Regions from separate parts of the Mus musculus genome. Here region 2 is linked to region 1. The links are chromatin loops, found by intact Hi-C in ENCODE. Cell type or tissue: heart. All regions are shown on one strand. Links, peaks and the distances in the headings refer to the core of each region. The heading gives the core; the rest is flanking DNA.

Region 1 (2,927 bases), core at 184-2,683:
TGTATACCTTCAAGAAGGGAGCATACCCAGTTTGGAACAGCGCCCTTCAGCCCTTCTGACTACCTGGATTTGAAGTCAAAGCAGTCCCAGGACTCTTAGCTAGTATTGTAGACTAAGATGGCCATGAAGGTGTCAGAACTGGATACTCAGACCTCCGGGTCCCACAGGAGTCTGTGGAGCTTCTGGGGCCGAGCTGGGCTGACCCTGAGTTTTACAAGACAATCATGTTTCTATATGGCTTAAGTAATTGGCATTTTTAGGCTTCCTGTGACTGGTAATGGTGCCGAATCCTAAAAGATGCAGAAGCCAAACATTTCAAGCCGTTTACAGTTTCATTCCTGCTGTCTCCAGGGGACCCTCTTCCCCTGTATCTCAACCTTTAGGCTTTGGTACTACCACAATTCCTGTACGTTAGTTTCTACCTATCTGGTCACCATCTATCTTTTTGCTTCTCTGCTTGGCTCTCTTGTGGTCCCTTTCCACAGCCACAAAGCTATCCTTATCCTTGTTCAGTTGTAACGGTCCACACTCACCTCAGATGTCGCTTCCTCCATGAAGTCTGCCTGAATGTCTCACGTTGAATGGCATTCCCTGTATTCTCAAGATACCTTGGGTATTCTGTAAAGGCAATTGCAACTGCCCCCCAACAGACACATGCCAGTGCATGGACCACTTGGTCTCTAGCTGGTAGCATTATCTTGAGGGACTGTGGGACCTTTGGGAAAATGGCCTAGCTTATAAAAGTGGCTCACCAGAGGTGAGTATTGATGGCCACAGCTCTCTGCTCCCTAATCTGCCTGGAACAATATGAACAAGCCATGGGGCAAGCTACCACCACCCAGATGAAGCTGCCATGAATTCCATCGTGCCTCCTCCACCATGACGGTCAAAAGCTAACCATGAACTAGACAAATTCTTCCCCTCTCTGAGTTCTTTTTGTGAGGTATTTTGAGAGTGTAATATGAAATGGAACTGACATACTGGGCATGCTCCAGTTTTGGGCTCTACCTGCTATTAGTGGTCTGTGGATTGTCTATCTCATCCTACAGACAAAGCCACCAAGGAGAGGACCCTACCACACTCATTGCAGAGCTAACCCTTCTCACACGGTGCGTGGCACACTGTGTTCCTGACCTGCTCTTGCTGTGACTAGATTTTCCCTTGATGAAATGGAGCCCCAATGGATGCCTCAGAACACCTGATTAACTCATCAATGAGCAGGAAGTTAAAAATTAATCCTATTTTCAGTTTCTGGACATGGGACTACAAACTGCAGACAACCCATCCTGACAGAGCCTCTGCTGTGTGAAGCAATTTGCTGGTTGCATGTTTGAGACCTGAGTTTCCTCACCTGTAAAAACAAAGCTGGCCTTAGGTAATCTTTGGGGTGTAAAAATCCTATTGTTGGGTGTCCTGGATGCAAGAAACACACAGTGACTGGTTGGTTCCTCCAGGGATTGGCAACATGACCAGCTTACCTAACTCTTAAATAAACTATTTATGAGGTACGTCTAATAAAATTTTAAAGTCATCAGATGACTCTGGGATAATGGAGTGCTAACTGTGAGAAAATATGCCTCACTGGTTCCAACTACACATCCCTTAAAAGCCTTAGAACTCACCACTCTTCCTGATACTGGGCATCTACAGTTGCTGTTCTTTCAGCCTAAAAGATACTTTTCTTCTTCCTCACTAGTGACGTGAGCCTAAGAGTTACTTCCTAAGAAGATCTTCCATCTCTCCCTAGCCAGACCCTTCGCCCTGGGGAAATTCTCAACCAGGACACTGCATTTCCCTGCATCCCGGCATTGGACAGACTTGATTGACAACTGCCTCCATCACTGTACTGTGTCCTCCACCAGGGAATATTATTGGTTTTGTTCAACCTTACGTCTGTCCTTGGCTATGAGACGATGGTTACTGAACACAAAGTGGTCTCTAAGGGTTGCTCAGGGGAAGTGAAAAGGCCAAGTGTTTTCTTGTGGGAAAGGGGAGACTGAGTAGAGGCAGTATGTCAGGTAAGTCCACTTAGCTGGAAACCGTGAGTTCTCCATACATTTTTGGAAAAAGAATACGGAACGTTGGTCACTGTCTGGTGACAATGGAGGAGTAGTCTCTGAATGAGCAAAGTCGGGCAAGAAGGGAGTCAGGCTTATGACTAAAAAGTTCTGGGGAGAGCTCAGAGCCAAAATTTCCCATGGAAGTTACTCACACTCTGAGCACCTCTGTGTCTGGTCCTTTCTGAATGACAGATGGCAACAGGTGGCCATCCTTGCTGTGTAGCAAGTGAAGAAGGAACGAAACTGCTTCTCAGTGGAAAGAATGATGCCATTGGAAGAGAAAGTGTTAATTAACAGGGCTACTGAGTTTGACTCTCACCTTTCTTCAAAGAGATTCTTCTGATTGAACACAGAGGAAAAATGCAAATATGGAAATGCAGCCTAAAACAGGTGAGGTAAGACTACAAAACTCCGGGCTCAAATGAGAGATTATCTGGGGAGTTCGCAAGTTGGCTCATAAAAGATGGCGAGGAGAAAGGGAGGCCGGGGAGATGGGAACCAGAGACATTGACCCAGTTTTCCAGAAGGGGAGAACTGCAGAGCAGAATGACTCAGGCATGAAACATCTGCCATAGATCCAACACAGAACTGATTTGCAAGCAAATTCCTAGTGAATCTCTAGCCAAGGAAGCAACGTTCCTCAGAGTGATCTCACCAAGGGTTTGCTAAGCAAAGCCACACCCAACTAAGTTCAGACCACATAAGTATCTGAACCAACCAGGCCCCAATACCCCTGATCCTGCTCTTGAGAAAAGAGGTAAGCAATGTGTGAGAAGTTTATCTTCACAGAGAGTCAGCTGCTGTATTCAGGGTCTAGTTTAACAGAACCGTCCCTATAGGGATAGAGTTAACCTCACTGAACTGTAA
Region 2 (2,927 bases), core at 129-2,628, 190 kb before region 1:
ACTATAGCAGAACCAAATTGGTTACCTTCTTTAAGGCAGCAAACAGAACCCAATAGCAGCCTGTAAATTCTAAGCTTGCAACACTATGGTTGTCCCAAGGATGACCTTTCCAGTAGGTGAACTTTTTAAAGCAGTATTTCTATTTTAATCACTGTTATTCCATCAGCAAAATGCCTTCACAGTTAACAGCTATCATCAATATTTTATTTGATATGTATCATATTTTCATAAGGATACATATATTTAATGCACATAACACAAGAAACAAACATGAGAAGTAATTTACCCATTGTTACAGAGTGGAATCTTTGGCAGTCAGACTTCAGAGAACATGCAGTTCCCCACTTGAGAGAGACAGGTGAAACACACATATTCAATAAATGAATATGAAATATAAAAATGAAACAAGGATGAATACTTTCCACTTGTTTATCTAGCAGATCTTCCACAGCAATACCCAGATGCTTCATGTTTCCTCAGGGTTCTGAACATAGAGGACTGAGAGGCATTTTTAACATACCTTAAAGGATACTAACTGACTTCCCAGGCCTTGCACATATTACACAGCCATGTTTATCAATAAAATATGTCCTCTAGTCTGATTCTAATAAATAGAAAAAGTATCAAAAAGGTGACAGAAATTAAAATTTAAGATTAAAAACCTATGAGAATTCCAAAGCATAAGAACAGTTTTTTATGAAAAAATAGCCAGGGGATACAGGAAAACTTAAAAAAAAAAAAAAGAAAAAAAAAGCATCCTTTAAAATCCTCTGTATTCTCTTTGCTCATCCAATTGTACATCAGTTGTTTGATTTGTTCACTCGAATACTTAGGGCTCATGTGCATCAGTATTCCCTATTAGATGTTCTTCAAACTCAGTCTATTTAGGACTTTGCCTATAGAAACACATACCCAATTTTAGAATGGAAAACAGGAGGTATCTCTTTATAGAAACTTGCTTGATATCTAAATTTATAAGAAAAGGCCCATAAGAACCAAAACACTACTTTGAGACTCCAAGTTTCCCCTTAACCTCTGCTTACTTTTACCAGTGTTTTTAGTTGGGCAAACTTATCTTCACAAACTATCCGGGGGAAAAAAAGGGCAAATACATAACATTTGTAATTCATCAGTGAAAACAGCACCATTGAAGAACACTTACTTTGTCTAATTATGATGATTCTAAACATAAGCTATGTTCCACCACTAGCGTTTTCCTATTAACAAGGAAAATAAAATTTCAAAATGATACCTTAAAATAATCTTTATATTTAGTATTCCAACCAAGTAGAATTTAATAAGAAAACACTAATAAATGATAGTAGAGTTGGGCAGAACAACTAAAAGGGATTTTGTTTTATAAAATGATACCATTTTAATTACTATCTTAAATGGGGTTTTATCTTCAATAGACCAGGCATATATTAGTTGACACTAAATATTTCTGAGAAAATTTTAAGAGACCAACTCTTTCCAGGTTACTAGAAAAATTTCACTCCTACTTTAAAGGTATTTAACATTCTTTTTTAAAGCTTTTACTTATAAACTGTTCTTTGACATTTTGTTCTGTTTGTAAATGAATCATCTGAGGTGACTTCCACAAAGGCAAAACCTGCCATGATTCTAGTTACATGAGGTATCTCTCTAGAGTACTCAGGTTTATGATTCAGAGATTCAGAATGGTGGCACCACAAGCTAAAGCTAGTGGGAAACTGGGAGCTGTAAAATGCCCATAGATTCTGTTTTGCAAGAAGAAAAAGTTGGTTACATGACAAAATTTGCCACAGCTAAAATTTACACCTAGAAATGGCTAGAACAGAGTAGGTTGTTAGTTTTTTAAACAACTAAATAAGACAAACACAATCACTTTAAACACTATAAAGTCATGTAGTAATCTCTTTTGATTTTTGTTTTACAATTTGGAATTCTTTATATTACATTTGTCTAAAAGACTATGCTTGGCAAACAGATGAGTCTTTTAATTTTTATTGGAGAAACCATGAACTTTAATATCAAATTCAATACACACAACAAGTAGTTCATTCTTGAAACTTCAAGAGATGGAAACAAAATTGCTATAATTAAAATTTTATGATTAAACATTCTCACTATACTTTTACCAAAAATGCTGAGCAATGACACTTTGGCTTGTTAAATTCTTTTTCAAATCCTTCAGAGTCAAGCAGAAAACATGCAATAAATACCTATACTACAAGCAAGAAATGGCTAGGTAAAACCTACCTATTGCTGTCTAGTCCCAAAGGGAGGGGTACTGAAACAAAGTAACCTTTTTCTTGTAAGTTAAAATCAGTTTCTTGGTAGGAAGGTACTTCAACTCCACAGATATATTTAGGTTACTTTCTCTTAATGAGGAGACAGACTTTAAAAAAAAAATGTCATGAGTGTTTTAGATATCCATTTTTAACCTAAATCTGTAATATTCATGAATGGAAAAATTATCATACAACCAACATCATAAACTGTTTTAAATTCTTGACAACAACAAAAGTCAAGAGACTAATCTGCCTTAGCCTCCTATATACCATCCTTGGCATACAAAACACTGGAATGTAAGAACAGTATCTAAACCTTGAGCCTGCACACCATCAGAAAGTTGGGACAATCTCTAGATTTCACAAGGTGCTTTTGGAGTGGACTGGAACATGTTAAAATATCCTGACAACTAAATAACACTAGATAAGAAAGTGTACTAAGCACCATATTGCTATTAAATTCCTGCAGACAATACTCAGAATGTGAGCATCAGAACAAGAAAAAAAAAAAGCAAGCTACTACCAGTTCTAAACCTACATTCCCTTAGGTCCTGGTCTCTCTTGCATGATTAGCATATGCTTATGACTAGAGCCCAGAGTAGATTCAGAATGACCTATTTAGGGAGAAAACACTGGGATGGGGAACTATGATGA

The links. Peaks named below come from ENCODE experiments on the same cell type or tissue, not always from the same donor. Only the 100,000 strongest peaks of a DNase experiment are listed, where the experiment ranks them.
Region 2: it touches region 1 in a loop (2.2-fold over the local background); 2 of 42 quality-filtered maps call a loop at or near these places.

The regions. Positions count from the first base shown.
Region 1 is chr12:73,725,740-73,728,666 of GRCm38, reverse strand. The region is part of intron 10 of Prkch (protein kinase C, eta); the gene reads right to left. Among named protein-coding and RNA genes, the nearest start is that of Gm34189, 55 kb to the left of the region's middle. In heart, for the core only: no CTCF peak of the experiment used is centred there; no DNase peak of the experiment used is centred there.
Region 2 is chr12:73,910,914-73,913,840 of GRCm38, reverse strand. All of the region lies in intron 1 of Hif1a (hypoxia inducible factor 1, alpha subunit), which reads right to left. Among named protein-coding and RNA genes, the nearest start is that of Hif1a, 4.5 kb to the right of the region's middle. In heart, for the core only: no CTCF peak of the experiment used is centred there; no DNase peak of the experiment used is centred there; H3K4me3 peaks cover 1,228 bases; H3K27ac peaks cover 347 bases.